Linked DNA regions of Mus musculus: regions 2, 3, 4, 5, 6 and 7 are each linked to region 1. The links are chromatin loops, found by intact Hi-C in ENCODE. Cell type or tissue: left cerebral cortex. All regions are shown on one strand. Each heading gives the region's core, and the rest is flanking DNA. Links, peaks and the distances in the headings are about the cores only. Region 1 overlaps Frem1 (Fras1 related extracellular matrix protein 1). Region 2 overlaps Zdhhc21 (zinc finger, DHHC domain containing 21). Region 3 overlaps Zdhhc21 (zinc finger, DHHC domain containing 21). Region 4 has its middle 5.6 kb from the start of n-THgtg10. Region 5 has its middle 160 kb from the start of Gm25803. Region 6 overlaps Gm46887 (a long non-coding RNA gene). Region 7 has its middle 120 kb from the start of Mpdz.

What was found. Hi-C counts contacts between places; a loop is a spot of excess contacts. Peaks named below come from ENCODE experiments on the same cell type or tissue, not always from the same donor. Only the 100,000 strongest peaks of a DNase experiment are listed, where the experiment ranks them.
Region 2: a loop joins it to region 1, with 6 times the contacts of the local background. A loop is called at or near these places in 23 of 42 quality-filtered maps.
Region 3: it touches region 1 in a loop (3-fold over the local background); 10 of 42 quality-filtered maps call a loop at or near these places.
Region 4: a loop joins it to region 1, with 3 times the contacts of the local background. A loop is called at or near these places in 3 of 42 quality-filtered maps.
Region 5: a loop joins it to region 1, with 3 times the contacts of the local background. A loop is called at or near these places in 13 of 42 quality-filtered maps.
Region 6: a loop joins it to region 1, with 4 times the contacts of the local background. A loop is called at or near these places in 14 of 42 quality-filtered maps.
Region 7: a loop joins it to region 1, with 4 times the contacts of the local background. A loop is called at or near these places in 15 of 42 quality-filtered maps.

What each region holds. Positions count from the first base shown.
Region 1 is chr4:82,932,084-82,936,548 of GRCm38, forward strand. Frem1 (Fras1 related extracellular matrix protein 1) reads right to left here. Exons shown (of 37, transcript NM_001198811.2): 26 at 3,889-4,090; 27 at 2,778-2,922. Gm33260 (a long non-coding RNA gene) reads left to right here. Exons shown (of 3, transcript XR_390683.3): 2 at 1-3. Among named protein-coding and RNA genes, the nearest start is that of Gm33260, 11 kb to the left of the region's middle. In left cerebral cortex, for the core only: CTCF peaks have their summits at 1,771 (motif pointing left) and 2,431; DNase peaks (open chromatin) are centred at 1,755 and 2,419; H3K4me3 peaks cover 745 bases; H3K27ac peaks cover 578 bases.
Region 2 is chr4:82,802,513-82,806,977 of GRCm38, forward strand. It overlaps Zdhhc21 (zinc finger, DHHC domain containing 21), which reads right to left. Exons shown (of 9, transcript NM_026647.4): 9 at 1-3,949. The coding sequence ends at 3,817. Among named protein-coding and RNA genes, the nearest start is that of Zdhhc21, 55 kb to the right of the region's middle. In left cerebral cortex, for the core only: a CTCF peak has its summit at 1,714 (motif pointing right); DNase peaks (open chromatin) are centred at 1,703 and 3,814.
Region 3 is chr4:82,854,461-82,858,925 of GRCm38, forward strand. The region is part of intron 1 of Zdhhc21 (zinc finger, DHHC domain containing 21); the gene reads right to left. Among named protein-coding and RNA genes, the nearest start is that of Zdhhc21, 3.0 kb to the right of the region's middle. In left cerebral cortex, for the core only: no CTCF peak of the experiment used is centred there; a DNase peak (open chromatin) is centred at 1,859; H3K4me3 peaks cover 237 bases.
Region 4 is chr4:82,611,826-82,616,290 of GRCm38, forward strand. No RefSeq gene overlaps it. Among named protein-coding and RNA genes, the nearest start is that of n-THgtg10, 5.6 kb to the right of the region's middle. In left cerebral cortex, for the core only: CTCF peaks have their summits at 2,550 (motif pointing left) and 2,755; a DNase peak (open chromatin) is centred at 2,492; H3K4me3 peaks cover 393 bases; H3K27ac peaks cover 247 bases.
Region 5 is chr4:81,178,095-81,182,559 of GRCm38, forward strand. No RefSeq gene overlaps it. Among named protein-coding and RNA genes, the nearest start is that of Gm25803, 160 kb to the right of the region's middle. In left cerebral cortex, for the core only: a CTCF peak has its summit at 788 (motif pointing right); DNase peaks (open chromatin) are centred at 813, 1,734, 2,032 and 2,312.
Region 6 is chr4:83,181,420-83,185,884 of GRCm38, forward strand. All of the region lies in intron 1 of Gm46887 (a long non-coding RNA gene), which reads right to left. Among named protein-coding and RNA genes, the nearest start is that of Gm46887, 2.9 kb to the right of the region's middle. In left cerebral cortex, for the core only: a CTCF peak has its summit at 2,084; a DNase peak (open chromatin) is centred at 2,047.
Region 7 is chr4:81,561,976-81,566,440 of GRCm38, forward strand. No RefSeq gene overlaps it. Among named protein-coding and RNA genes, the nearest start is that of Mpdz, 120 kb to the left of the region's middle. In left cerebral cortex, for the core only: a CTCF peak has its summit at 2,570 (motif pointing right); DNase peaks (open chromatin) are centred at 1,797, 2,706, 3,735 and 4,238; H3K4me3 peaks cover 1,063 bases; H3K27ac peaks cover 1,018 bases.

The DNA.
Region 1 (4,465 bases), core at 141-4,140:
CGGGTAAGCCTTAAAGTTCTTCATGGGAAAATATGTCTCTTGTAGCTTGGGTGGCCAATACCTACTGGGAAAGAAAGGCTTAGCTAGCATTAAGGAAGGATGAAGGGGGCAGAGCAGGGTGGCAGGCCACATGGGCTAATAAGGGCCGAGTCCCAGCTACCATACTAACCAGCTGCACGCGTGTGTAAGCCTCCTCCAGCTCTGTGCCTCTGTTTCCTTGCCTGCAAGTTCTAAATTATGACGGTTTTAGTGAATAAATAACATTAAGTAGAGCTAAAAATCATGAAATTCTAAATGCCTATGGTTCATATTGTGTGTGTAAGTAGGCTCTGACTGGTTGTTTTGTGACGACAAAACACTATTTAGAATTTTGTTTGTTTATTTGTTTTAAAGCCTCCCTCTCTTGTCCCCTTAGTGTGCGTGTGCGTGTGTGTGTTCAGAAGACAGCTCTTAAGAGTTGGATACGGGGGCAGGGGGTGTATGTTGGGGATTTAGCTCAGTGATAAAGCATTTGCCTAGCAAGCGCAAGGCTCTGGGTTCAATCCTCAACTCTGGGAAAAAAAAATTTAAATTAAAAAAAAATAAAAAAGAGTTGGATAGGGAAGTAAACTCAGGTGTTCCGGGCTAAACCCGCACCCTGTTTGTTATCAGAAAAATGTGTGTTTAGTTTCAGGAAAGAAAACCAAACCAAAATCCGTGTCTGCTTGGGCACAACTATTCCGCTCAAATACCGAGACAACGCAGAGCAATGTTTACTTCCATGAGCCCCCTCAAAAGGAAGTAACAGACAGGATGCTGGGCCCAAATCTGAGTTATTTTTGAATTATCTGTCCGCGGGCATCTTTCTTCACGGGTTTGAGCCATCTCCAGATGATAGCGTCATCTCCAGCATGAGCCTATGGAAAGAGATCTCTGTACAAGGATGCCTATGCCAATCTCAACCAGTCTCCTCAGAAGCCATAGCGCTGTTAACCACGTGATAATGACTCGACTGTGACTAACAACAAGGCTTGTAAAGGGTTCAAGTGTGGCGAAAGCTAGTATCATTGCTGGGGGTAAATTCTGTCACTCACACCATGCTGGCTGGCTTGCGGAGGGCCAAAGGTTTGTACTCACTCAGGGGCAGAACTGAGCAACACTGCATTTCAGTAGAACCATTTTTAAACGACTATAAGGCTGAGTGAAGTCAATTTGTTAACAGTTTTAGAATGTAGTCAACTATTTTTCTTGAAAATAACGTCTTTTCTTTTCTTTTCTTTTCTTCCTTTCTTTCCTTCTTCTTCTTCTTCTTCTTCCTCTTCCTCTTCCTTCTTCCTTCTTCCTTCTTCCTTCTTCCTTCTTCCTTCTTCCTTCTTCTTCTTCTTCTTCTTCTTCTTCTTCTTCTTCTTCTTCTTCTTCTTCTTCTTCTCTTCTTCTTCTTCTTCTCCTTCTCCTTCTTCTTCTTTTCTCTTAAGGTAAGTTATCGCTATCTAATCTTTAGCCCGTGATCTCCAGGAATCAGTTCCCTTAGGCAGAGGCAGTTTAATGGGTGTTTATAGCTTCAGGATTTTAAGTCCAGATACCTGGTCTTCCTTGTTCGTACCTGATCCCTAACACCCAGTGCTGTGCGCCTGGCATATGGTAACCACGGGACCAACATCGTCTGTGGGGTTATTTAATAAACCAGGCTGAGGGACTGCACTTGAACAGGCAAAAGAAGCCGCATCAGAACGCATTTCTGAGACAGGATGTCTGGGTTTGCTAGCAATGGCTGTAGCACTCTCTGGTGGCGAGTGGTGAAACTACACTACAGAATGAGGACACGGAAAATCCAGCCCTGAGAACATTTTCTCAGTTTCTCTTCCCGTTCACAATTCGACATAGAGGGAGCATAGTAGGGCTGTGCTCGTTTATGCTATTATTTATGTCTTGGATATGGTGAACACAAAATTTAGAACGAATTAAATGTTCTCTGAGGCGTCTGGGAAAGGCAGTAAATAACGAAAACGAATGCAGCAGGAGAAATGGACGGATGGACCTCATTGTGACCATCTGTCAGCCAGTAAATTATTCAAGGTCTATATCCAGAAGCATCTGGGAAGGAGGCACAGTCACTGAAATTATCCTGCTCTGTTAATCTTGTTAATATCACAGATTTGTTCTTGTTATGGCCACTATCCTACATCATATATATTTGTGTTTATAAATATCACTTAATATCCCCTCTACTCTATTTTTGTTTATACTATCTTCTTCTTGCCTATAAGGCTTGTTAACTTACAGAGGCAAGTGTTTTCTTTCTTTCTTTTTTGTAAGAAAGAATATATTTGGCTGCTTCTTTCTACTTCATCCCACCCCCACCTCCGTCCCCACCCACCATGGCTCAGAAGCCAGTCGTGACTAACACAGTCCTAGAGTGACCTCTGGCTGCAATACGAACACACACAGGCTTTGAGCTCAGTCCTGAAAGGCCTCCAACAGTCACTTCCCAGGGTGTGAAAGGCGATGCATTTACAACCGTGATAAAAAGGGTGCTGTTTGCTGAGCCTTTTAGTGCCTTTATAATCTGGGAACTACTGGTTTCTCCATCATCTAGAAATGATACAACAGAAATCCCCTCTCCAAAATAAATTGCATGAGCCTATGAAATAGTCCATCAATTTACCCTATTAATTGTAAAGGTTTACCCTGTAAACATTTACCCTATAAACAGTGAAAGACCTGGTATGGAAAAGATTATTTCACGTTCTTAATCGGATAAACGTGACATGCAGAGCCAGTGAATAATGGAAAGTTACCTCTGGGGAGTGGCAGTGTTCCCTGTGGGGTCCATGGCCTGAAATTCCAGGATATCGGAAGTCACTTGCAAAGAAGGGTTTATGATGTAAAGGATGGTCTTATGGCTTAAGTCCTTCTGGCTAAATCGCTCGTGGATGAATTCACCTACAAGCAAGAAATAGATGGATCTCTCATGGATAATCAAATCAAACATCACTTGAGAATTAAAAAACCACACAGCTGTTTTGTTTCAAACAGATTTAAGGAATAGAGTGCCGGGCTGGGGGTTCTATTCAGGCGGTAGTACTTGCCTAGCATGCATAGAACACACCCAAAACCCTGTATGGAGGCATACACCTGGAACGCTAACACTTGAAATAAAGAGAAAGGATGATCCAAAGTTAAAGGCTGTGTTCTACTACATATCAAATTTGAGGCCAGCCGCTACCTGAGACCTTGTTTTAAAGAGAGAGAAAAAAAAGCCAAAGTCCATTTAAAGAAAATTAGCATTGTTGCACCCATGCTCAGATACAAATAAGATTGACTCAAATTCCTCTTTAAGTTTGCTTTGCTTTGGAGATACTTGCCTTATAATCCTAAACTAAAGAGAAAGGGAATGGGGAGTTAATAAAACCTGTCGCCTCTGCCATCCTGTTTAATGAGTTGTTGTGATCATTGCCTTCCTGAAGCAGAGCTAATATAAAATTTAGCAAAGCTATTAGGGGAAAAACCATATTTTTAAAAAAGCAGATGATATAATTGGGGATTCATACTAGGAGAAAGAAATTAATCTCAAATATCAATCTCACCCTGGCACTGTGTTCTGAATAAAACACAACATGAAAATAAAACAAAATAACAAGTCAGTGAAGAGTTCAGCTACTGTGTGTCAGGAGCTGTTTCTCCTTATGAAGATGAATTTAGAAGATTCAGCTTCAAACCCCTATTAGCAACAACATTGATTTATAAACTGAGTCTATCAGCAAGCCCTAGGGAGCACTCACCAAACGGGCCTACCTACACTTACCTGAGTTCCTCTTTAGCTCTGCCAGCAACTAGTAGTTTAAAATGAGGACTTACAAGGACTGAGATGGAAAGTACACCCGCCCCCCCAAAAAAGATGGAAAGTACCTGTTGTTGTGTTCTCCAGACGTCCGTACAATGGGCCTCGTAAAATCTTAAAGATGATCTGGTCATCCTCTGTGTCAGGGTCTGATGCCTTCAGCACACGGGAAGTGATGTAAATCCCATAGCAGCCATTTTTCAAGAGCCCCACTTGAGTAGGGGAGTGCAAGTGTGTGATACGGGGCGCTGCCTTGTCCAGCTGATCCACCTGAATCACCAACGTAGCGTTACACAAGGACTTCTCTCCCTATGCTACACAGGGCTTTCCTGGCTCAACAATAGTGAACTCCTCAACCCAGAGATCGCTTGGAGTCCTTATCTGTTGATTTCTGCCGAAGCCTGTCTTGTTCACCCTATCCTAACAAATACAGAGACAAGGGCCAAGGTTTCCTTTCCATCACAAACCTCCACCCAGCTTTATGATGTCCCCTGTCTGAATTTCCTTACAATATTAGCTTTATGAAGGGACATACCACACCTTCCCACCCAATGCCCATTCTTGCACACAGCACTATGCATGAACCATGACAGAAGCACAAGGAAAACACTAAAAATGACCCCAAAATTACATGGCAAATTTAAC
Region 2 (4,465 bases), core at 124-4,123, 130 kb before region 1:
ATATTAGTGCCATATTAAGCCACTGCAAGACAAATTGTGATTTTTTTTTCTTTTTTAGCAATACATGTAAGAACATTCAAACTACACATGAACTAACACAAAAACTATGTGGCTTTCATCTAAATTCATTTGTATCTCCCGTTAGGAAGTGTGTTCTTAATTTTAGTCTTTGTGATTACTGTTTAGAACTAATACATCTCTCGAGCAAAACAGTTGCTTGTAGGAAAATAACCCAAAGTCTCATTAAGAATAGCTGGAATGAGCCACCGTCCTTCATGGAACCACTTCTGCACATTAATGAAACGTTCTGAGATGTTCAACTCAGCTCTTCTGCATCTAGTGTGTAGCTACTGTCTACATCCTCTTCTTGTCTTTTCCTGGTTCTTGGCATTAAATCCTGGGCATCTTGTGCACTATAATTTTTGAGGTACACATCAGCCCCTACTTTATTACTATTAAAAGTAAATTGTCTTCTGAAAAACAGGATCTTATGTTAGCTACAAATTTAAATGGCTTTTATGTTAACTAAAACATTTTAAATATAAATTATAAAACAAAATAGGTTTTTATTTTCATGTAACATCAGCTAGCTTAGTAATCTGAAATGGAAGCCTGGTAACAAAGACTCCTTAGTAGACTGTTTAATGCTTAGGAGATTCTGAACCCAGCCCTTTGTTACCTACATCAAGCTTATCCAATTGGATATCAGAAACGTTTGTGTGTGCTGTGTGTGAGGCGATGAATGAACAATGATGATGGGGAGGGGCGTGACTGACAAGGCATGTTTGTGGAGGTCAGCGGACAACTCTATGAAGCCAGGAGCTTTTTTCCCCTTCTTCACCTAAGTGGGTCCGTGTACAGCAAATGCCTTTCTGTATGGAGCCACCTTGCGTGCCCAATTCTAATTGTTTACCAAGTATCTGCAGCCTCGTCTTAACACTTTAACTGCAGGATCCCATGAGGTGACTTTGCTAATGTAAAAATGTCACTTAACACACATTTTGCTAAAATTAAACAGGAAGCTTATAAATACTTCAATGCACTGTAGATATGAAGGGGTTGCCCTTGCTCCATCGCTTCCTGAGACCCCACATGGGTAGTTATTCCCATGGTTACTGAGAGGGACAAATAAAGAGGCTATTGAATAATCTACAGGGTTAACTCTCATTGACAAGCGTTTTAAAAAGCAAAGAAAAATAATATTATTAACCAATTACTAATTATTTTAAGGTAATTGAACCTTTGTGTGTGTGTGGAAGGGGACAATCCCAAAATTGAATTGAAAAAATTAAATGTACTTTTTAAAATAGTAAAACATACCGAATAACAGTTACCACAGCAACTGTAATAAATGTTTTGTTTTGTAGTAAAATAGTATTTTAAGTAAGTTTTTATAATGCTAACAAGATAAGTTGCCAAAATAAGGTTTAAAGTAAAATACATGAAACAGCTTAAACTAATCGAAATTTGTGACTGACAGTAAAAAGTGTACAAGAATATACATACATGAAGCCAGGCAGTTTACCAAGAAGGAACATCACCAACAATAACACATTCATTTTCAATTTTTATAAAACTTTACACTTTTATACATATGTTCCTATAAGTATACACTGGCATGTATACCTCTGGCATGTTCACAGATTGGCTATACAACCCACTAACAGGATAGTAAAAACCTCAAGAGCCAGGATAATTACATCAATTAGCCAAAAGAGGGCGCAGAAAGAACATAGGAGCTTAATCCCTAGGAAATGGCCAACAGGTTTTTCTCTAGGAATCTTTAGAGTGATTACAAACCCCTCCGGGGGTTAGACATATACATTTAACAATACTATGTAAGTATATATAGATATACTGCAATATAGATTCTTATGTAAATACATCAATAACAGCATTTCTGTAGATCAAACTAGTGCATCAAGTACAATGACTAGTTAGGAAACTGCAGAGAGGGGTCAGGACCAGGGAGAGTAAAGAGAAAGGGTAGATAATGTGCCCAGAAGTGGTACATGTAAGCAGACCAAACCCACGAACTCCAGCATGGGGAAGGGATCACGCCCGTTACCTTGTGTCAGAGCTACTACTGCTCCAGAAGTATAAAGCAGTTTACAAAGCTCCACGCTGGGCTTTCGTTTGGCTCTGCTTTGGATGCTCCAGGTCTTGAGTGAACTGAATATATACAGCTGAAGGCATTCAACTTCTACCTCCCAACAGTCTATGTACACCACTTCCTTCAGTAACTGTCATTGGCCAAGTTAGTCAATCAGCTTACACAAAACCCAACCCCTTCGCCCTTACTAAAACATACTAATTTTATGTTTCCTAACCTTTATAAATGTTTCTTATATTAAACTTACTATATGTCTTAGCACCAATAAATATTTTCATCTGCCACTTCTAAGTTTTTAAATAAACATAATTAGAACATGAAAATATGGTATTAATATTTCTGCAAAGAGATTATTCTATTCAGAATATTTTATAAGACATTTACAGTATCTGAAAGAACTAGCCACAGTATTTCCCAGCTATGATTCCTTACTTTACAACTACTTATAAGAAAAGTATGTAGATGGTTCACAAATGGTAGATTTGTTCAATACTCTTTTCAGGGAAAAGATTACTAAGCACACAAACATATGGAATTGCAGTATTCTAAATGAAAAAAATTAAATCATACAAAATGTCTTTGTATACAAAAGGCTCATGTTTGTTAAGAGACCATCACTACCATAGATCATTCTATTTTACAGTAATTTCCTGACATTAATAAAAGGTCTCTAGAGTGATGCGAATTACAAGTGGAAATTCAATTTCAACTTGGGTGATTACTGGTATATAAATTTAGTGACCCACTTTTACACTTTGATATGAGTTGACCAGTATCGATTCTATAATATATAAATCTTCAATGTGTACAGTGAGATCTAATGGCAGATAAATAAAAGTATCCATACTTTAAAAGCACAGTTCTCCTCCTTACACTGTTACACACCATTCAGCTTAGCACTTTAAAACATCTGCTTTCTAATATAACTGCACTTGAAGAAGTAACTGGAATTATTGCAAACTTCCTACCCTCTTCAGTCATTAGAATCTTAGGGTAAAACAGGAATATAAACCTGACTGGTCACACATTTCTCCTGGGAGCAAATATTCTAAAAGCAATCAGTGATTGCAGCAGAAGGGAAACATAGTTTTTCCCTCACAGTAAGGTAGTAGTTGGTGCACTACACTCGGGGAGTCGTCTGTGGTTTTGAGAAGGAGAAAGAAGGGCATCAGAGAGCTGCTCCTAGCCAGGCACTGCCCCTTGTTGCTCACTGCACTGTAAAAGCCTACAGCACATATAAAAGCAAGTAGTAACATTTTAACTTATACATAACAAAGTGTATCCAGTTTTGTAAACTTGAAGAATTAAATTCAGATTTGGTTAGGACTGCTTAAAGGTAAACATAAAACATGTCAAATTTCCTATAAATTAAAATTTAAAAAACTTTGAGTACTGAAGAAAATGTATGTACAATTGTTTCATCCCAATCACTGCCTTCTGAGTTTAGTAACAAACGCATTTAAAGAAACCCTGGTGGAAGGCTAATTTAAAAGTAAACATGCTTTTAAAACTTAAATATAGATCTTGTATTAGTCCCACAACAGGATCAAGATCACTATTAAAATGAAGCCTGGGGCACATTATGATGCCTAAGATTGGTAGGTGGATTTTAATTGACTTGAAGACTGTCATAGTTCTATTCTCATAAAACCTGTAACGCATTTCCAGCATGGAGGACCCATCTGTGCCCACCATCCATCTGTTTAGACGTGATTGGCAAAGTGGTAGGGAACTCGCAGTGGTTGCCGCTGCCTGAAAGGAATGAACCACAGGATCTTCCAACGAGTGCCAAAAACTTCTGAGAAGGTCTGCTGCCATGGCTTTCGGGGCCGCGATCTACAGAAGACAGCATTATTAGTGAAAGACAGCACTCCCATGGTGCCCTTCAGTCAGCTAAAACAATACAGGTTGGCTGGGGATCCATTACTGGACTCTGATGCACTGTGTCTCAGCATCACAAATGCAGCTTTCCTTTCAATGTGGCATGCAGCTGAGCGTCAGCTCTGGAGAGCAGATATTGTATCTGCATCGTCAATCAACCTAGGGTAACTCTGGAAGCAGAGGAGAAGCTCAGCATAACAGAATGTGTGTCAACAACACAGTAGCAAATCTCTTTTGATGTACTTTCAGGACAAATAATTTAGCTTACTTCTGTGAGACAGGGAACAAGAGTGATCGGTACTTATTTTGTTTAAAAGCTCCCATGGCTGAAAGACCCCTACAGTAAGACTGGGATACGCCTGTCTAGCTTGGGCCTCAGACAGGACACCAAGAAAAAAAAATCAACATATTAGTTTCCTACTATTAACATAGGCACATGATTCTCAAAGGTAGTCAAACAGTATGGTTTCT
Region 3 (4,465 bases), core at 244-4,243, 78 kb before region 1:
ACACACACACACACACACACACACTGCCAGGAGCACCATGGTCTTTATTCCTGTAAGCTCTCTCTTTTGAAATCATCCAGTTCCCATGAAACCAAATAACCATGTGTTGTGCATTTGGGCTCAGTGAACTGCCTTAGCCACAAAGCAAAGAGTCACAATGCATTCTTAGCCCACTTGTGAGAATCAGGACAGTGATGATCAAATGTGCAGCTCCAAGTCTCTAAGCTCGACAGGCGAACAGAGGAATGTAAAGTCCATGTTCTCATTCAAAATGCTAACAAAAAATTTATCTTCCTCGAACAAAACCACTGAGAGTCAACCAGAAAAGTGAACTACTACAGTTCAAATTTTAAAAGGTCATATTATAAAGAACTCTCCATAGGGCATACCAACTCACTTCTTCAACCAAGTTATTAAATACATATTATCACAGATGCTGAAGAAATTCTGGTCCTCTAGAAGAGCAGCAGGTGCTCCTAGCCACTGAGCCATCTCTCAGCACCCACTAACTTTAACCAAGTTCAAAGTGGTCTCCTTCACTTTTGTCTTGCCCTTAGGGGCCAAGGATGTATGACAAACTTGGGGAGCTGCTACGTCACTATTGGTAAACAAATGAATTTTTTATCCAGGAAAACAAACAGGCAAGCCCGAGAATTATATGCAGTACATTTTGAAACATGGCCAAAGTTGGTAATGCAGCTAAGGCTTGGAGCTCTTGATGGCTTCCTCACAGCACTTTCTGTCAGTCACATTATTAGGAAGCAGCACAGGTCAATCACCCATGACTCAAATCCCAGCCACTCACTGACTAAAAGTCTAAAAAAAATCACTCTGTGGGATACAAATAACATGAAGCCCCTGAATCCAAAAGTTAGGAGATAACAATATCTCAATGCCTCACAACTATAAAATGTCACTGAACATCAGCACTGTACATTTATTAACACGCTACATTTAAAACAATATAAAAAACGGATTAGTTTTTTAAACATACCACAATAAAAACCAAAGTTGCAAGTACATATCTTTAAAGACATCCATAAAGTTACTTGGCTTTTGATTTTATTCTACTCTAAAAACTGATTAATCATGGCAGTTAACTCTGAGATACCAGGCTCTAGTTGACTTTAGCAATCTGCCTAACATTATTTTAAAAATATCATCAATACTCAGTTTATTATCAACAAAGTAGACCTGTCTTATATGGGCATTAAAAATAGGGAGCTATGGTCAAACTTGTACTGCCTCTTTTTCCTTTCCAAGTTTCATTGTAACATGGCAAAACAGGGATGATAATGCTAACTTAGAGGACTGCTGTCACACTTCAGTGGGAAGCTGCCTAGCAAGGAAGCACCATTGGCCAACGGTGACTTGAAAGCGAAGTGAATTAAAAATAAGTATGACTTTAGCAATCCTAAATAAAGATATCACTGAACCCCATCATTAAAAGTGTTACTAACATTTAACCATCCATCTACTTTCTATTTTGTTTAATACCAAAGCCAGGGAATTATTTATTAAATTAAACCCTTTAGGATCAGTGAGAAGTCTCTGTGGGTAAAGGCACCTGCCGTCGAGCCTGCAGACCTGAGTTCAATTCCTGGGGCCCATATGGTGGGAGGAGAGAAGGAATTCCTGTACATGGTCCTCTAACTTTTACAAAATGTGCCATGGCAAGTATGTGCCCACACACATGCATACACACACACTCACACAAAATAAACTGCCAGAGACCCCTTCAGTTACTGCAGGCTTCCCACTGACATATTGCTTTGTAAGTATGCAGGGAAGATGCGTGTCACACACGGCCTGCTCTGTTTTCAAGCAGAAAAAAGAAAATACAGGTTTGATCTGAAACAAAGCTCCTCCTCCAAGTAGAAAGCCAGATGTAAGCCAAGAGTGGAGCCTGGATGGAAATCAGCACTTGATTTCAGAAGCTAGTGAACAAGTATAGCCAAGGCATTCTGAGACACAAATCAAAGAATCACGGGGGCTGTAGTGTCCAGGCACATTGTCCTGGCACCTCCAATGGTTTCAATGCACCCTGCGGAAGGCTCTCTGTTACTGCAGTCTGGACAAAACTGGACATAAGCTGTTGGCCCTTCACATGCACATGTATACCAGCTTCATAGAATTCCCAAGTATGCACTTCCGCTGACAACACCAGGCCAGCGTTACGTACTTCTGTACTCTCCTGACCCAAGAATGACTTGGAAGATGTAGAATGATACCAACTAAAGACCGACTATCAAATACTGTTTCCGTGTATGAAAAGCTCTGTGGGGATTTTCATGGAGGAACACAGGAGTACAAAAACACAAAAGGCAATATTAATGTAGGGTGGAGACAGGTTCAGTAATTACCTTCCTCCAAAAATAACACTAGGAAAAAACACTCAGGTACAGTAGAAGCCAGAAATGTAGAGGCCAAGTCAGGTTTTTCCTGGGTGTTAACCAGACATGTTCTTCCAAATGGGAAAAGGAGCAAGCTATTGCCCTTCAAGTAGCCACTGGGCCAAGACATCCTGGGAAAAGAAAAAAAGGCTAGATTGGCCTGCCCACACATAGCAGAGTTTACCAACACAGGTATGAATTAAGCATACTAACATTAAATGCTTCTAATAATGAAATTCTGCCGGTTGTGAACAACTAAGTAACTCTCTAACCACAGATAAAAGACTTAAAAAAAAAGAATGTGTGAATTCACAATCAAGCACTGCTAATCTGTACCAAATCTGATCTCTCTAACTCACTCACTCTCTGTATCTGTGTCTGTGTGTGTGTGTGTGTGTGTGTGTGTATCTACATCGAGCCCCTTAAAGCCTAGAAGCAGCTTAATCTACACTGCGATGACTACAGTAGAAAAGCAGGCCTATAATGCAAAAGACATAGCCAGCTATAAACCAAGAAACATGCTAATAAACTGACATTACAGTAAGGTAGTTTAGGGTTGGCTAGCAGCCTCACACATGAAAAATGTGACTACCAAACGAGCTGATAGAGCTTCCTGGGGATCCTTAACCAACAAATCATACCCAGGCTTCTTTCTTTCTTTAATTTTTCACCATCCCTCCTCCTTCCAGTGCAGTGGATCCAACCCAGGGCCTTGCTCATCCCAGGCAAGAACTCTACCACTGACTGACATATATATGCAAACATATATATGGCGATAGATCGGGGAGATCATGGGAGACCTCTACTTTTTGCTCATTCTATATTATGTCAAACATCTTTAATTTCAGTAATAGTATATAATAAATGCATACCCTGACTGTTCTACTAGAATGATCTTTAATTTCTACATTTGAAAAGTTGAATCTAAACCCTAATACTTTTGCTAAATAATATAATAAAGTCTACATTCCTTTGCTTCCCCAGTTATGCCTGATAAATTTATATTGCTGCAACACACAACATCCTATGCTGAGCCGTTTCCATAGGTTCCAAGTGGACATTTCCCAGAGTTCTTAGTCTCTCTACTACTACATGTGCTTTCCCAATAGAATTCTGAATTACCCATTATGAATTAGAGAAGTCAGGCAGTGGGCACATAAGTGAAAAGGTTATGACCAACTGATTTCTTTTTGTCTGGATCCTAATGGACGTACCGATACGTAGGTACTTAGGTATTTAAATTTTCGTAAGTAAACAAAGCTTGCTTAGACATCAATTTCTCTTAAACATGTACACTGTGTTTATTCTAGCTACAGCTCCTTAAGTATTAACAGAGCTCTCCATAGTTTGAAGACATCTAATATAATTCTGCTGTTTTACAGTCAAATTGAATTCTGGAGGTCTTTCTTTTGTTTTTTTTTTTTTGTTTTGTTTTTTTTTTTTTTTTTTTTTTTTTTGGTCATGAGGTAAATGTTCACCGTGGATCCTCCTCACCATGTCAAAAGGGTGTTAAGTTAAAAGCAGACATTTCCCAGACAGACATGAGAAAGCTTGAAAGATCACCGCTTAGAAAAACGTAGCCTGGCTACCTAGTTGTATAGATGAGAAAATAACACTGGATCCCTGGCCTACCCATGACCCCATAGCTGGATAGTACAGAAACCAAAAGCGAATCTGGCTTTTCTGTCTTCAACTCCAAACTGTATCTGGTTTTTTTTTTTTCCCCCAAATGATTTCATACCACTTCTCCTCTTCAAAAGCCTTACTACTGAGAGGGCACAACTAAGGTGGCAACAGGGTACCCTCTGAACTTTATCCGTGGATCTCAAGCTCTGGAAGAACTTAATGAGATACTGCACCAAACCCTTTCATCTAGGAATGGCACACACTAAGCAGTCATCAAATGGTAACGGCTATCATTATCTTTTACCACAAAGTAGGGAGTGAATTTGGGGTCGGGGGGGGGAGGGTGAGGGGTATGCATATTAGCAGTGGGTGGAGGACCCATTGGACAAGTCTTTTAAACTTACACTTAATTACCCTTATTTGCCCTTATTTTGGGCTGAAACTTT
Region 4 (4,465 bases), core at 109-4,108, 320 kb before region 1:
TGCTTCAAAGATGAAGTTGATTGACTAGACAGGAGTGGTCCAGTCTTTGAGCAGTTCCAACTCCTCCTGAACTGTGACTTGGGGAAAGTGTAAACTTGGCTTAAAGGGAAAACAGCTTCCTGTTCATAGCTTGAGAGTGTTTGCAATCTTGCCACAGATTCTCCTCTCAATTCATCCTGCGGGCTTGTCCCTTCTAACAGTAGAGTCTCTCTATAGGCCATGGGTCCTGCATTCTCCCAAGGCCTTTCCTACACCTACAATAGTTTGTTGGATTATAGCAATCTATTTGCATGCCTAATTTCTCCTATGGACATTAAGCTCACTGAAAGCCCTGTCTTTATTATTATATTATAATGATGCTGTCTACAGTGTGTACGGAGTGTATGGATCAAACCAAATACATTTTTACTTAAAAGCAGGAAAAAAAGGGGGAGCCAGGCATGGTGGCACAGGCCTTTAAACCCAGCACATGAGAGGTGGAGCTCTATGAGTCAAGGCCAGCCTGGTCTGCAAAGCAGGTTCCAGGGCAGCCAGGGCAACACAGAAACCCTTTCTCAGAGAAAAGAAGGGAAGTTGCTATTCGGTATGTGCCTCTGCCATTTCACAGGCACTCAAAGGCACCCGCAGACATGAAGATGCTCCTGAAGATGCAAGTTCCCCACGCTGCACACGGATGCCGAGATTCCTTCAGGTCGCCCCGCATCAGAGCCAAGCTGAGACTGCAAGAGGGGACCAAGTCTCTTTCCTTTTTGCCTTTCACACAAGAGCCAGAGCATGTGGTATGCAGCAGTTATCTCTGTGAAGACTACTTTTCAGTCTTTTGGGCTCTTGGTCATAAAAGGAAGATTGCTCTAGGTTTCCAAATGGGGTTAAATGGTTGTTCATATGTTTATCATTTTTGTGACTTGCTTGTTTTTTTTTTATACTCTTTTACTGAATTTGTCAGATGAATTTTGTCTCTTCCGTTAAGGCAAAGATATTACCCATTTTGTTTAGTCTTCTAGCCTCTTGAGCTGCCATTGTGCCTAGCATATTGTAATGGTGATAATTATAATAATTATAAGCCATTGAGAAGGCCAACAACTATAGGTACTTGCTGAGCAAGCCTAACAATGTGGTTTGACCTCCGGAACCCACATAAAGGTGGAAAGAGAGGACTGACTCCACAAAGTGCTCTGACTTCCATAGCCACACCACGGTGCAAGTACCCAGGCAGACACACCAGTGACACACACAAGAATTTAAAAACTTAAAAACCAAGTTGTAGTACCGAGGATCGTAGTGAGCATAGTGAGTGTTTGCATTCACTCTGCCCTCTGTACGGTTGCTTTACTTGCTCAGGTTGTCTACACATCCCTTCCGTAGGGTATATTTGCCAGTCATATCATGTATGTAGACAAAGAGAGGTGAGACGAGACCAAGGTATTTGTCTATGATGGGCACCCATCAAGTAACTTGTTGTTTAAATAGAGCATCTGCCCTAGGGCTCGAATGTTTGACAACTAGACTGACCATGGCCCTTACTCTAGATAGCATGGTAACCTTCTGTCACGGTCACTCTGGGAACTGGATTCATTCTTGGAAGCAGATGCCAAAGACTAGAGGAGACTATGACTCTAGTGCACTGAGGGGACTCTAAGTACAGCAAGTAAGGCAGAAATGTGTGAACTATGTGTGTGTGTGTGTGTGTGTGTGTGTGTGTGTGAGAGAGAGAGAGAGAGAGAGAGAGAGAGAGAGAGAGAAGGCTGTGTACCTGGATGGAAAAATCTGAGAGAGCATGGGCCACAGGTAGCAGCTATAAAAGCACAGGATTCTGAAGAGGCAGAAACATCATTGTCTCAAGGAAATTTGGGGGTAAAGTTCCTAGTGAGGTACACTAAAATACCCCAAGACCTCATCTAAAACCCTTCTAGTATAGAGCTACAGTATCCTTCAGTTCAGTCTTGTCTCTGTGTAAGAGTGGGCTATGTAAAGATCCAGACTTGCCTCAGGTTTGGCAGGCAGTTAGTGAGGCTGTGGTTGTTACTGCCTCTGTCGGCCTTTGGAATTCTTGGGAAAAGCAGAAAGCACAAATGACCAGGCCCCAGCTTGAAGGCAGCTGCAGCCATGAGTTCCGGTCAAAATCCCTCCTGTTTTGGATTTGGTGATCCGTGTGTTCACAAAATGACAAAGAAGAAAAGAGGAAGCAAGGGATGCAGTGACGACGTAGAAATGGGAACAGGAGAAAGTGAGAGAGGCTCCCAGCTGTCTGATTTGTGTGGTGTGATCCCTGCCATGGCTCCGGCTCGGCAGGATTTATGTGGCTTCATTAATCACACTTTCTTTTGAAATGGAATTTTCTGCCTTGGAGCCTTTGAACATTGACATCCAAACACAATATATTCCTTTAAAATCACCTCTGGATAAAGACAACCTGTGGAGGTAATTTCCCCAGCTCCTAGGTGGGGTCTGTTTGATTCTCAGATCTTGATGTAATGTGTGAAATTGGCCCCTCCCTGCCCAGAACAGAAAGGAGTTCCTTGTCTCTGACCAACAACAAGCAGTGCCATCTAGTGGCAATTTGTTTTTATTTTGGTTAATAAGAAAGGGGCCTCCCAGGCCAGCTAGTGTTCTCAGAATTTGGGGAAAAAAACAAAACAAACAAACAGACAAACAAAAAAACCGCTCTTGTCATGCAGTTAAATGACAGAGACAAGAGTGTCGTAGAACTGCCGCCAATCAAAGTGGCCGAGTCCAGGGTAGGCCTTTTGTTGAGGGGTTGTCAGCTTTTGAGGTCTGGGAAGTCGACACAAACCACACAGAACAAAGAGTTCCCTGGGAGGGGGAGGAAGGCAAGAGAGAACACCCTTGCCAACTACACAGCACCATGTCTAACTCTAAAACTGTCCCCAGTTTGCTGATGAGCAAAACCAGAAAGAGGTCACGCTGGAAGCCAAGCCGTGGAAGTGACAGAGGTGGGGCTAACCCCAGGTCTCTTTACAGTTTCTTTCAGAGTCTGCTTTTGTTAGAATTTCCCTTCCTGAAGACCAACCTGCCCAAGTCTCCCACTGACTGTCAGCCACTGAGTTACCAGTACCAGTTAGCAGAGGTAGGGTAGGGGTTCTGTTAGGATTTTTTAGACTGTGGTTCTTGTGGCTGAGGTGCTAAGGGAGAAATGGCCCACGCTTTATGTCTCCCTGCCCTTATCCTTGAGACTGAAGCCCAACAGTTGGGTATTTGCTAGCTCTTTGCAAAGCCAACTGCCTCTCTTGCTGCAGCTCAGCACCGGGCCTCAGGGCATCCTCAGGGCACCTGTGCAACAAGCTTTTTGCCTCAGCACTGCTTCTTAAAAGTGAGCTCTAGCTTGTCAGATCCTGTTTTAGCAAATCATTTCCTATGAATTGGTGAGCTTTAATCGTGGAAAAATAAGTTTAAAATATAGTCTTCATAACTGGAGAATGATTGTAAAACAAGAATATATATATATATATATATATATATATATATATAGTTTACTTGGGGTTGTTCAATGTGTGACTTGGTTAGAAAAGTAAATGTAGATTTTTGTTTCTGAAAACTGACTGAAAAAGAAACAAAAATTGTCTATGACTATAAAGTCTCTTCAATAAGACACGTTGACCATGGGACCCAATGGGCTAGCTCTGCTCCGTTGTACTGCAGAAAGCGAGAGAGAAAGAACATTTGGTTACAGCTGGTAGTAATGAAGTGTGTGTAGCTCTGGATCTTTAATCAGTCACTCAACTACAGTTATGTAGGTAGCTGTATTATGTTGTTTGAACAACCTCTAATAGACCACACAGGCAGACCAAATATGAGGGACATGACGTTTTAGGTTACAGAGCAGATTAATATATATTTGGCCACAACTACTGGCCAAAGGCACAGAAAATAAGACACTGCAGAATATTCAGCCCTCAAGTTAATATATATACCATAGTCCCCTTTCCTAAGGCTCAGGGGTCATTGAGGAAGAGAGGCCGGAAAGAGTGTAAGAGCCAGAGGCACGGACGCTACAGGGAAACATTGGGGCAGCTGCACATTGGACTCACCAAGGTTGTGACGTCACACACAAGACCTCTGCCAGTCCACGTGGGCCTGAAATCCCACCCCTAGCCAAGAAGCTATTGGCACTCAGGTTTCTCCAAGAATATAACCCCTGGTAAGACAACCACACTGCTCCAGCAGAAGATCACACATCCAAGAATAACTTGATGTTAAAAAAATAAAAGCCAAAAGGCACATAGTTGGGTGAATGGAGAAACAGGGCAGATCTCAGAAGAATTGAGGGTAGTAAAGTATGATTGAAGAACTAATAAAACATTTTTTTTAAGTCAGATTCACTGAAATCAAACAAAATAATCTCTTGCCACTGTAGTTGAGCCTCTTGAATATAGTAAAGAATACCATTCATTCATTAATTAAAACTACAGTAAAAGAATGTGATTAATTAATTAAAACTATAGCC
Region 5 (4,465 bases), core at 153-4,152, 1.8 Mb before region 1:
TTGTGGCTTACGGGAACACAAGTGGACCTGTGCACAACCGGGCATCATGCACATTCCCTAAGCCCTTGAAGAAGCCTTGTTTATTTAACTTTTCAAACTAACTTGAAGCACTTTTAGAACAGTTGTTTACACTGTGTTAACTGGAGAATACACAAGCACTGTGGATACAGGAAATGGAAGCAAGGAAAACGGGCAAGGTGCAGGAACTCAGCTATGAGTAACAGTGGATTGTAACACTGTTTTTTCCTTGACGGTTCTCTTCCTGCACACAGAAGGCACACTTAACAACAGGAAGGTTGGTGAAACCCAGCAGCAGTAGCAGACAGAGAACAGACTCTGGGGCCGCCGTTACTAGGGTATCAATTCCTGTGCTCATCGTGGGTGGGAGGAAAGCGTACGTACATCTATGTAAACACTGAATGCTCCCCAACAGGCTCAGATGTGCCTTTCCTTGCCACACTGAAGTTCTTGTCTTATACTGATCATCTCACAGTTAATATGTCCCACTGGTCCTCCATGTGTGCGGACTACCTGCTCCGTTTTGTGTGTGGCACATAACGTTGAGCATTATTTGATAAGTGCAGAAACAAATACCAAGTGCCTAGACAGCGAACATTCCAGATGGGTTACTAATTGAGCTGTTGGGAAATCTCTGACACTCTTAGATGGGAAAGAGCTGGAGGATGCTCTTGCTCAAGGATTTCCCAGGCCTTTGAACAAGTTCTGTGCTCTGCAAATGTGTTGAGATTCGGTTTCTCCCGCTGATGCGCCACAGATGGCCACATGGTGGCGCTGGCGCTGCGCCGTAGAAACGGAGCTCAGGCTGCAGCTGAGGCTCCAGCCTCCCTCGCTGTTCTTCCGGCCCCCGCCCTGCGCTTCCCCTCAGGACTTCCTTCCCATCCAGTCAAGCTTGATGCCATGGCTCTTGCCAAGAAGCTGTCAAGCCAGAAATGGGAGCTGGGGTACTGCCCACCTGAAGCTGGAATTTCCTTTGTTCTTCAGCAGACTCAATTCACTGTATTGCTCCTAGTTAAAAAGAAAAAAGAAAAAAAAAATCTCCACCACACTTTTAATGCTTTTTTAAAAAAAGCATGGTTTCCTAGTTTGAGATGCAAGTATTTTTACTCTGCACTTGATTGGCTCCTGCAAGTGACCCAGTGCTGCCTAAATAAAATCACCTACAAAGCAAATATCCTGATATGTTCTTACGATGTTCACAGCTAGAATGTGCAAGGGCCTGTTCCCTAGTAAAAGGGACTGTTTACTAGCCCAACCTAGCATAAGGCACCTGGACATGTACATTCACAGGCGACTGGAGAACAAGAAAGCAGAAATAAATTACTTGAAAATCACCTACTCGCTATGAATGACAGCTAAGCTCAGAAACTAACAGTCCCTTTGCAGAAGCAAAAATACTTTCAATAAATTAAAGCTGCTATTCTTTTCTCTACACATGTTTGGTATATACATCTGGGTGTGTGTGTGTGTGTGTGTGTGTGTGTGTGTGTGTGTGTGTGTGTGTGTGTCTGTGTATGCGTGCGTGTGCAGGGTGTGTTTGTGCATAAGGATTACCCTGTCATCTTCACTGGGCACCTTAATGTTTGAAACATGGTCTTTCAGTTAACCTAGAGCTCACTGATTGGCCAGACACACTGGTCCCTGATCTCTCAGAGACATATCTTCTGGGATGGTACCTCCATCATACCCAGCATATCTGTAGGAACATAAGCTCAGCCCCTCGAAAGCTCTTTATCCACCAGGCCATCTTCTTATCTCCCCCTTTCCTTGTATTCAGCTAAGTCTTGTGCTACTTAAGGTGAAATAATCCGAAGTCATACTTATATATGGCAATGCTTTTAGTAATTGATATCTAATAAATAAAATGGATGTTTGTAAGGAAGCAGTCCATTGAATCACAACAAGTGTACATTCATTAGTGCAAGCTCTATCACAATTAAGACATGCAAGTAGAGAAATCCTAGTCCAAAACGTCTGGGAGCAGAAATAGTCTAGATTTCTGGTGTCTTCACAGCTTGTAATATTTTCATGTATGAAATGAGGTAGCTCAGAGATGAAACCCATGTTTAGACACAGGATTTTGCAACCTCAGCCAGTATGTATGATACTGGGGAATGATGTTGGCCACTATTTGTCCATTCTAATTTAGCCACTATATAGTATATATGTGAACTGTTAACATGTTTGGATTTTAACTTTCAGCTCTCTGCTGTTGACTGCCGTTGAGCATTCTTTCATATGCTCGCAAGGAGTTGTGGGTCTTCCTCTGTGACATGTCCATTTAGAAACTGAGCTTTCCAAAAACCCACATATAGTAAGCTGTTCCTGTAATGTGGGTGTGAGTTTTCTGTTATTACTGTGGGTTGGAGAACTATCTTCTTCAGCCTGTGGCTTCTTCACTTGGTGTTCCCCCACGGTGTCTCTTGATAAGCAGAAATTAAATTTAAATGAAAGCATCATTTACAGCTTCCTTCATGTCTAGTGATATAAAACCAGTTACTTGATGTATGTGTCTCGTGCTCTGATCTCAGCTTGCTGGAGAGCCTCTTCCTTCAGTAAGCAGCCTTGACTCAGTCTATAGTCTACGCCTATGCTGGGTTGCCTTGAAAGCCAATTGATGGTGCGTGTTTGGTTCTAGTTGACCCCAGGTCGGTTCTCACCATGCTGTTTGTGCAACTGTTCATCTTCAGGCATCACTAGGATGCCCCCACGCTGCTCTTTGAAGAGATCCCTTTGACCTTATTTCAGGAGTTGTGTTTCCCAAATAAGTTTCAAAGTTAATTCTCAGTTTCCAATACATACACACACACTGTGTGGGGGGGGGGGTAGAAAAAGAGAGATGATTGGATTTGATTGAATAGACTTTACTAGGTTTTTAAACAGTTAATTTGTAAGATCTATTTCTTGTTAAGAAAGCTTCATTTTCTAACTTTTGAAAATTTTCTCAAAATGTTCTTGTCTTTGAAAAATATTTAAAACTGTCTTAAACCAGATCAAAACTCATTTTGAAAATCTTGGAAACCATCCAGTCTATTTTGAGCTACTCTGCCTGGATAAAAAGAAACTTCTTCCCCATGATTCAAGTCTGGAAAAGTATTTTTCTGACATTAAAAAAAAGTATGTAATTATGATAAGTAAGTTCCTAACTTCAGAAATATTTTAGGTGCTTTAAAAAATACTAATATCCATGTTATTTAAGTATTAGCTTAAAAAGTAACTTCTGTGTAGATTCTACAAGATGGAAAAATAATCCCAATTCATTAATTATATTCAAATTATTAAAAATTAAAAACAAAATTGGTGTTCAAGTCTTTCAATCTGGTATATATTCATGACATGTGGGTACAGAATCCTAAAAAAGTAGCCACACAGAAGAAAACAAGTGACCCAGCTTACTGTTCAAGTGATTTTAATTGTAGGTTTTCAGTCTGGTTTGGTTTCCTCTCTATTTGAGCCATTTCAATCTCTTAATTGTTGTCTTCTATTTTGTTTAAAATCTTATTTCATAGAGGTGTGCTCAGGTAGCAAGAGCCCTCTATCAGCCCTCTCTCCAGTCACAACCTGTGTCTCTCTTCTCCCATTTGACAGGAGTGTCTGGACTGTAGTACACAACAACACAGTCATTTGAAAATAAACACAGCCTTCACTATACTTCAGAATCTGTCATATTTGAAGATGCTTGCCGCTGGGCTTGTCAGCGATCAACAGCAACAAATTAACTAACATAAAATAAAATAAAAAAAAATCATATCCCGTAACACAATTACCATACTCTTTCCATTGTAAGGTCTATTTTCCACCTTACGAATTAGGATATATAATTTGTATACTAATTCTGAAATTAGGATATGTAAATAAATCCAAACTACAATTGCACATAAATGTTTATCGCTCAAATCAGAGCAATCCATAACAGAGATGATCGCAGTGAAACCGAGAAAACAAGGCTTGCGAGAATAGACTTGTTCAGGGTATCAGAAGCACGCTGAAAAGAGAGCAATTGCATTACTTAGTTAAAAATCTGTACAGTGAATAATTCAAGGTTATTAAATATGTTTGTGAAAATGGTCAGTGACAAGTGGAAGTACTTATATTGTAAACGGCCAAAAATAGGCAGGAAAGCCTGCAGATCATTTACATTCATGTAATAGTTCTTGAATAGCTAAGCATTCAAGATTTAGCCTGGTCACAGTAAACATTTTCCCCTTTGAACCCCCAGAGTCTGCAGCCATCTGACACCAGACCCTCCCTGTGACAATCTAGGGGCTATTTGGGGGATTTTCTAGTTCTTTGATAGGATTTTGCTTTTATGTAGAGCAATGAATACAATTTTCAGTTTTAGCTAAGGAAAGATAAAATAACCCAAATAATACTTTTGTCTTTCTATAAACCCTGACTTCCTACTGCCTGAAAGAACTCAAATTTACATTTATAAAACCGAAACAAA
Region 6 (4,465 bases), core at 148-4,147, 250 kb after region 1:
TTTTTAAAAAAAAAAAAAAGGAAATTCCAGTGTAGAGAGCCCTCTCAGCATATCATAAATCTCAACTTGCCAGGACCAAGGGGCCGGAAAGAAAAAGGTCCTCTCAGAATACTAATGTGGACTATTTTAATCATTAAAGCACACACATACAGTAGTATATGTGTGGATGTTCTTAAGACAGATTTAAACACACACACACACACACACACACATCTTCTGGCTTTTGTTTTAGACTATGTGCTGTTCCTTTTCCTTTCTTTTTATTTTGGTTATTGCTTAACTTAAAAAAAAAAAAAGATTTGGGCTAGTGATGGCTCAGAGTTGAAACCACGTACCTCATGCAGAGGACCAGAATTTGGTTCCTGGCACCCACATGTGTTGTTAACAGCTGTCCAACACTCCCTTCTGGCTTCTCTGGGCACTGTACTCACACACACACAACCACACATATATACATAATATATAAAAAAAATTTTAAGTCTTATTTTTTCCACATCAGTTTTAATGGTTATAATGGCTTCCCACAGGAAATTGAGAAGAAAGCGCAAAGATCTTCCCTCTGCAATCCCTCACAGTCTCCCCAGAAGGGTAATTCTGACCCAGGGCGCTACATCAGTTACAACTGGCAATGATATATACATTACAGAGTCATTTCAGTGCCCTAGAAGTCCAGTTACACTACTTCCTATTGGTCAATCAGTTTTATCTTAACAAGAAGAAACTAGGTTTCTAGTCCTGAGGTCTGATGCTGTAAGTTCAACAGAAACCAAAGATTCATCACTGCATATACTAGGTATTCAGAGACCACTGGGATCACCCCTTCTCAGATCGGACACAAGTATTCTCAGGAATAAATTGCCTTTGATTCAAAGAACAAATGAGAGGATAGACTAAACCTGCCTGGAATGACACCCAGGTAATTCGATACGCACATGCTAAACAGTGCATGCACAACACAGGAATGCCAAAAACACATAGAGCCAAGGATCCACAGAGTGGCCCCAGAATAGCTATCACTCCATTGCCAAGGGCTCTGAAATAAGACTAAGAAAGGAACTTTCTTGCTTGAGGTCATCAAAACATTGTTAAAACGAGAACAAGCCTTCCCACAGTGTTCTTTGAAGACCACAGTGTACGCTTAGAAGTGGACGTTTCCTTGGCTGAAAGCCAGTCTCGTTCCTTTCCACTGATCAGATCTCTTGCTGAAGACTGTCTGAAGGGAAAGTGGCCTAGGCATCAGATGACCCAGGAAACTCATCCCTGGAGGTAAAATTGATACCAGTGACCCAACGTTCTGGAGGGCACAGTGAGGAAAGGAAGCACACCCACTTGCCTACCCAGACTCCTTCAGTGCCTGTCAACAGATGGTGAAGATATAGAGCTAAAGGGTAGCATGAAGGTGTGGCCTGTAGGTGTGATCTCAGGTGGACTGTAAGTGTGATCTCAGAGTGGACTGTAGGAGTGACCTCATATTGAGCTGATGGTGTGATCTCAGAGTGGCCTGATAGTGTAGACTCAGAGAGACCTGATAGTGAGACCTCAGAGTGGCCTAAACCATAATGCCTTTGATTGCTCCAGCAAATTCCCAAGTACCAAAAATCTCTGATTTTCCCATTTCAACTCTCTCTTCTTGTTAACTGGAGACAGAATCACCAATAATGTGTGTGGGTTGTTCTTTTTTTCATGCCTTTGTTTACATCTAATGGTGTAGCCTTGTGTTTCAAAAAATATTTTCTCCTTTCCATTACTTTGATGATAAAGATCATTATCACCCCTTCAAAACAAAAATTCTGTACCAAAGCTGGAATACTTCATGAGAGAGAAGGTGCTTCCGTGTTCTTGAGAGCGAACAGTGAAGAGCATGAGTCCCCATTTTCTGGTCTAAGCATGAGATGACAGAAAGTGGGGTCACTCAAACAACTCAGATTGCCCCCGCCCCCTCCCAGAACAATAACACTGGGAGCAGCTTCTGCAGCTCAGAGGAAGCAAGTGTCTCTAATTAGGGAGCAAGAGCAGCTGAGGTAACTATTCTGGCAGCTGAGAAATTGCCTGATTTCTGTTTGTGAAGGTTGCCACCTACTGAGGAGCCTGCAACACTGCACCCGGCCTGAAAGAAAGGGCAGAGGATAAGGAGAAGGCAGGGTGAGGACAATAATACACAGGGGCATGGTGGACGGTGCCCACATGGCACACAGCATAGAGTCATGGTTATGAGAGGGTTCGGGTGGGAAATTGCATGTGGGAGAGGTCTACCTGAGCCTACAGGGCTCCGTGAAGCTTCTCCAAAGGGCTGAGGAGAGAGTGTGAAGCAGAAGTCAGGGGACTCAAACACCGAAGGAAGGAAATAATGGCAGACCCCAGGTGGTGGCAGCACTGGCCATAGAAGACCATTTGCCCTAATAATTTGTATTAAATGATACTTGACCCGGAGGGCTTTTCGAGGATAAATTAGGACACCCCCTCCCCCCAAAAAAGTTGAAGACTCACCAAGGCCTGACAGAAGTGCCCGGCAATTAAGAATCAATGAGCAGGTAAAGATGCCCCTGGGGGAGGCACAGAGAGGTCTTTGTGCTCATAAACACTAGGGAACCTGGAATGTTAAACACACAGGGCTGTTCCTTCAAAGGAAGGGATATACACCCTGCTACCTGCCCAGAGATCTGGAAGCAGACGTAGTTAATAACACGGTGATCTTTGTGCTATATGAGTGAGCTGGGGACCACACCAGACACTCCCCAAAACTCCTATCGTGAGCTTATTTTTCTCAATCTACAGAACTCATCTCTACCGAATGTGTCACAGGTACTTTACAAAGGATTTCAACATAGTCACATCCGATCTTTATTTAGCTTACTTTGTTCTTCAAGGAGGTTTATGTGGGCTTCATTGTGCACATGTAACCAGGAAAGTTTCCACCAAATTGTGCACTGCTTTAATATGCCTAAACTACTCGAGGTCAGATTCCCACAGTTTGGACCAATACCAGCTATTTAGTCGTGCTGAACGAAATTGCATGCTGATCATTACTCTGCTGGATGTGGTGGTTGTAGAGAACACACACACACAATCCAATCAGAAATCTCTGGACAGAGCTGGCTACTGTGACTCACACCTGTGATCCCATGTGTTCAGGATGCTGAGGCAAGAGGATTGAAGTCAATTTCAAGGCCATACTGGACTGCATAGTAAATTCCACGTCAGCCATGAGTGAGAATCCAGTGGCTGTGGCTCCCTCAAGAGCCAGCCCTGTCCCCTAAGACACGAAAGGCAGCAACTGGCCCACAGAAGAATGTCCCCATGTTTCTAGACCATTCTCTTCTTTTAAACATCCCATGTTTCTGTTGCTAACATCAATGGATCGGAGGGGTGGGGAGAAATACTCCTGGGGCCAACAGAGCAGCAGAGAAAGCATGCAAGTGCTAACAAGGACTCCAAACTCCAGGAAGAGCGTGAGGCAAACAAGTTAATCTGGGTGAAAAGAGACAGGCAAGAGCTTTTTACTAAGGAAACCGGGTTTTGGCCAGTACAGTAGTTTATTCAGAAACCTCGGGCCTAGTTCCACTGTGAACAGCCATATTTGTTTGGGCAAGTCACTTCAATTCTTAGTCTCAAAGAGAAGGCCCTGAGCACAATGATAAGAAACAAATGCCCCTATGGTCGTTTCCCAGGGTTTGCCGACACCCATCTTTCAGTCTTGTGCAAGGGAGGGCCCAAGGAAGGGAGGTAAAAGGCAGACAACTAGAAGCTAACTACTGGAGCCTCCCTACGCTGTTCATATGGCTGGTGCTGAACTTTCAGATCCCAAATAGGTCATAGGTTCCACTGTGACACGGACACAAATAAAGACTGAAATGCTTTTAAAACTCTTGGCCAGCGTGCTGGAAGCAGAACCATTACTGTTAGTATTATTTGTGGAAGAAGAGACGCTCTAATGCAAACTGAATTAACAATTCTGCAGGATACATGGTAGTGCACCGGGAACTGTCACTGTTCACATGGGATTCTATAAAGAAGATCAGGGTCTTCTCATATATAATGAAAAAAACAGTCAAAGCACCAATATTTTGGGTTTTGTTTTGCTTCATTTTGTTTTTGTTTTTGTTTTTTGTTGGGGGGGGGGTTGGTTTGTTTGTTTTGCCATCTTGACACAAGCTGGAATTCTCTAGGAAGAGAAACCTCAATTGAAAAAATGGCTCCATCGGATTGCCTGTGGGCAAGTCTTTGGGACATTTTCTTGATTAATGATTGATATGGAGGGCCCAGCTCACTGTGCTCGGTGCCACCCTTAGGCAGCTGGTCCTGGACTATATGAGAAAGTAAAGGGTTGAAAAGCCATGGGGGACAAGCCAGGGGGCAGCACCTGCTTCAGTTCCTGCCTCCAGGTTCCTGCTCTGAGTTCCCACCCGGACTTCCCTTCAAGAGGGATTACAAGCTGTAAATTGCAAAACAACAACAAAAACCTGTG
Region 7 (4,465 bases), core at 269-4,268, 1.4 Mb before region 1:
GGGCTTTTATAATAATGAATGTCTTTCTTTAAGTACCTAATCTTCTACTGGGTTTCCATCTGTATAGTCAACAGATGATATTAGGCCCTTCTTTCTGCCAGGTAGTGGAATATAGACGTGAACAGAATAGTCACCCAGCCTGGATGTGGGTTGTCTTGGTGGAAAGCAACCCATCTTGGGAAACCTTAAATCTGAGCTAGCTACCACAATGGGGGCCTCTCTTTATGTGGAAGAACATGTAAAATGGGTATGGCCTGCTGAGCAACATCAGAGATGGTTTCCACAAGGAAGCGCTGCCTGAGAAAAGGCAAAATGAAGGGAGATGACCTTGAAGGCAAGACTGAAAGACAGGCTTCTAAGGGGTCTATCTGGCAGGAGAAAGCAGAGAGAGAGAGAGAGAGAGAGAGAGAGAGAGAGAGAGAGAGAGAGAGAGAGAGAGAGAGAGAGAGACAGAGAGAGAGACAGAGAGAGAGAGACAGAGAGAGACAGAGAGACAGAGAGAGAGAGACAGAGACAGAAAGACAGAGACAGAGACAGAGACAGAGAGACAGAGAGAGGGAGGGAGGGAGGGAGAGAGGGAGAAAGGGAAAGAGAAGCTCCTGCGGAAGGGGTTCATTCACCAAGACCTGTGGCCACATAGTCTTAACTTAGCAGTGTGAACTAGACAATGCCCTCCCTTTGTAGGGTAGCGCCACAAAGCTAAAAGAGTTTAACTGATTCAAAGCCATGAGCAGGCAGAGATGTCTCCCAGACAAGGCTAGAAGGAAATTTACCCACTTCTGAATCTGAGATTTGAGCTGCTGCCCTCCCTGCACATTTTGTCCAGAGGCAGTTGCCTTTAGAAACCCACGGAAGGACAGTGTCACGCCACACACAGGTTCAGTAGTACATTGGTTCATTCACCTGAGACGTTTTTCTTGTTCATTATGTATGCAGAAATAGTAAGGGTTGTTTCTTATGTACCAGACATCCTATTAGAGTATATTGTAAACTTTATCTCATGAGAATCTCAGTAAACCCCATAGATTAAGTAGAATGCTGTTACCATCCTCTTTCCATGAAAGAAGTAATCCGAGATTAACAAGTTTGAGTGTCCTACCTTAGGTCACACAGTTTAGAAACAGCAGAGAAGACCCTTGAATGGGGTGGGGGAAGAACCTGCCGTAGGAAAAAAGATTCTCTGAAGCTTTGACACAGTTAGGAATGCTTTAGGAAACCACTGTGGTTTCCTAAATTACAACAGAAAGTTTAATACGAAGGGTGGCGATTTAACAGAAATGTTTCTTTCTGGATGATAAAGGTAGCATCTCTCTCTCTCTCTCTCTCTCTCTCTCTCTCTCTCTCTCTCTCTCTCTCTCTGTCTGTGTGTGTATGTATGTATGTATGTATGTATGTATGTATGTATATGCACACACGTGTGCGCGTGCCAGAGTGAGAGAATACAGTTATAAAGGCGAGGAGTTGATGGGAGGAGGTGAGAGTTGAAGAACGCTTCTAATTTAGCAGCCTACAATTTACTAGAAATTTATGGCAACCCTCCCACCACAGACTGGTGGAGGTGAGGGAGGGTCGTCGGGGAAAGCCTGTGCAGTGGAGCCAGAGCATCCACGCAGCAAGCTCAGGCCACTCTGCTCCTTCCTCTGTCAGTAGGAAACGCTTGCTTTGCCTTCTGGTGCCTTCACACCAACATTCCTGACTCTCTCACACCCGCCTCTCGTGTAAAGCTTGTCAGGTCTCACTTGGTGAAGTGAGTGAGACTGGAGAACATCAGAATGTGCTGTTCAGGAGTTCTGCTTCAGAGCAGGGAGCCAGGCTGCATAAAAATGTGGCCAACGCTGCAGTGCGTGGGGGGATTTAAGGCAGCGGCAGCACTCACGGAGTGAGACCAATGAGATTCATTGCAGGTGTAGACCGTGGCAGTCTCCACGAAGTCTGGAGCAAGGGCTTTGGCAGGAACATATTTTTTATTTTATTTTTCAGTTCTTTGATTGCCTTAATTAAAATACCCATTGCAGCAAATGTTAGCACTTAGTAAAAGAACCCAGTGTATCTTTGCCTCAAAGTTGTGTGAGAATTAGAAATGATCTATGGTTCCTAAAAGAAATAACCATAAAGAAAGAGCTTGGATTTTTTTTTTTTTTTTTAACACAGCAAGAAGCATGGAAGTATAATGTAAGAATCTGAAACTTCCATTAAGACTTCTCAGTTTTCGGAATCCAAGTTTCATATTTGTGCCTGGTGGTAGTAAATGCGAATGTTAACCCAACCCTAATTGTTTTTTAGCTTTTGCCCTGACTGTAATAAAGGCTCCCAGGCTAGGAAATGGTTCACAATTTGTTAGTGGAACAGGAAATTTTTATTGGTAGTGGAGCATCCACATGACTGCTGATTTCTATTTATAAAATTCTTCGCATTTTTCCTTCAGGTTTACCAAGGGATTTGGTATTTTCTAAGACATTTAATTTGGTGTCTGGGTGCTTCGCTAAGTAAATAAACAGAAATTTTCTTTCTGTTGCTAGACAAAAAAAAAAAAAAAGTTTTCTTTTAGAAGTCAGTAGAGGGCGCTGTTGGCATTTGATTTGGCTTTCTAATACCGTAGATGTTCCCTTCTTAATTAATTCAATGTTTGAAATCAAACCTCCGTTTAAATGTAATGATATTAATATGTGAGAATAGATGTGTAAACGTGGAGATTTTCCATTCCCATTAAACCCACAGAACCAAAGGTCTCTAGTTCTCCTCTGAGCCCCTTTGAGAGTACTTATGTATAGAAATGTTGGCTGCTATACATTAAAGCTGCACACAGTTGAGTTCATGCATCCAGGCAATGATTCAACATTTTGGAGACTGATTGCAAGTCGGGGAAGAAGGCAGCTTCCTGTGGTTTTCAAGAAAAAGGGGGAGAAAAGAAGGCAAAAGAGACATTAGCCTTAGAGCCCTACTTTTTAAGTTTTTCAAAAGAAACATTCTATTTGCTAGGTTTAAGGTAAAATTTATTATAGTTAATCCAGGAGTAAATATGTTTTGCAGTTAAGATTCTAGGTACATTTGACACTATTTTTATCCTTAATTTTTAAAAAGTTATTCTATTCCTTCTATTCCAGTTTGAGTTCCTTGGCCACAGGCTATAAAGATTACCACAGTCCCAGTATTTGAAGGATATTTCTACTTTTGGTTCATAGACTTTCATTAAAATAGACTACAAAATAACAATCTCTAAGAACCCCACTCAAGTTTTGTATTTATTTGGCTGATACCTCTATGATGTGTGTGCACTAGCTGTAAGTAGGAAACCGTGGATCTGTGGGGAACCAATGAAGAGAGGATGGAGACTTTATTTTCAAAGGGCCTCCAAGAATAAATACACAGCCAAGCAGCCCAGGTGAGCAAAATGAATGCTGGCTTCTGATCCATCTAGAGTTTTCTCTGTAAAGTGAAGATGAACGTAAAGTGCGCAGCGTTTAAATCAGTGACATTAAAGACTTACCACTTTACCAATCCTAAAATAGAAAATGACTCTCGGGGACAGTGAAGGAGGCAGCCTTCTGTTTGTGGTATTGTAGCAACGGCTTCTGAGGCACCCCTCACACACATACCGCTGTTGCCCAGGGTGGAAGGCTCCTTCCCTGGGTTGCACAAAACAGGGCATGCAGTTGATCGTGTTTCTGAGTATACAAAGAAGTGCTACTTTCTGGGGACAGTAAAACACATTGCATTTTGCAAACAAAACATCAAGCCAAAGGCATGTCACTGTTCACAAAACACATGGAACTTGTTGGAAGGCAAAGGGAAAGAGATCGTTGGCGTTTTAGTGGAAAGGTAGAAAAGAACTATGATATCATCAGGCAGCATCGGGTTCTCTCCGATCGTTTACACTCTTTAGTGTGTCAGGGTTGGTCTGTGCTTGTGTTGATTTCCGGCCTTCCAATCGAGATTAGTTTTACTTTTCATTCTCATAGGAAAAGCGTGACTCTGTCGTTCAGGTAGAATCGAAAAACAAATAGAAATGCTTTGTGGTTCTTAAATGATCTAGATAGCTGGGCAAAAAGGCCCAGTACTATTGCAAGTATAATTTTAGGTGAAAATTTTGTTCCATGTGAAGCATTAATTTTAATAGAGACTTATATATAAATGCTCATTTGAATAATAATGTAAAATTAAATTTAAATTGTAAATACCGTCCAGTACTAGCTGTTTTCTGGCTCGAATTCTTCAGCACATATGGTGCTAGCATAAGCTTGTGCCTGTCTGCCTACTCTGGGTAATTTTGCATGCAAATAGTTTTAGTGCCTATGTTGAGGTGCTAAAACGTGTTTAGTACACTTGAAAATATTTGCATTGCAAAAGGAGAGTGAATCTCCTGAGGAAAATCGAATTGATATTTTGTATTAAGAGACCACTCTGGGTACCGTGTGGTCTTCTTCTATGAAGAATTCTGTTTACAGTACAGCTAGCATTTTTAATT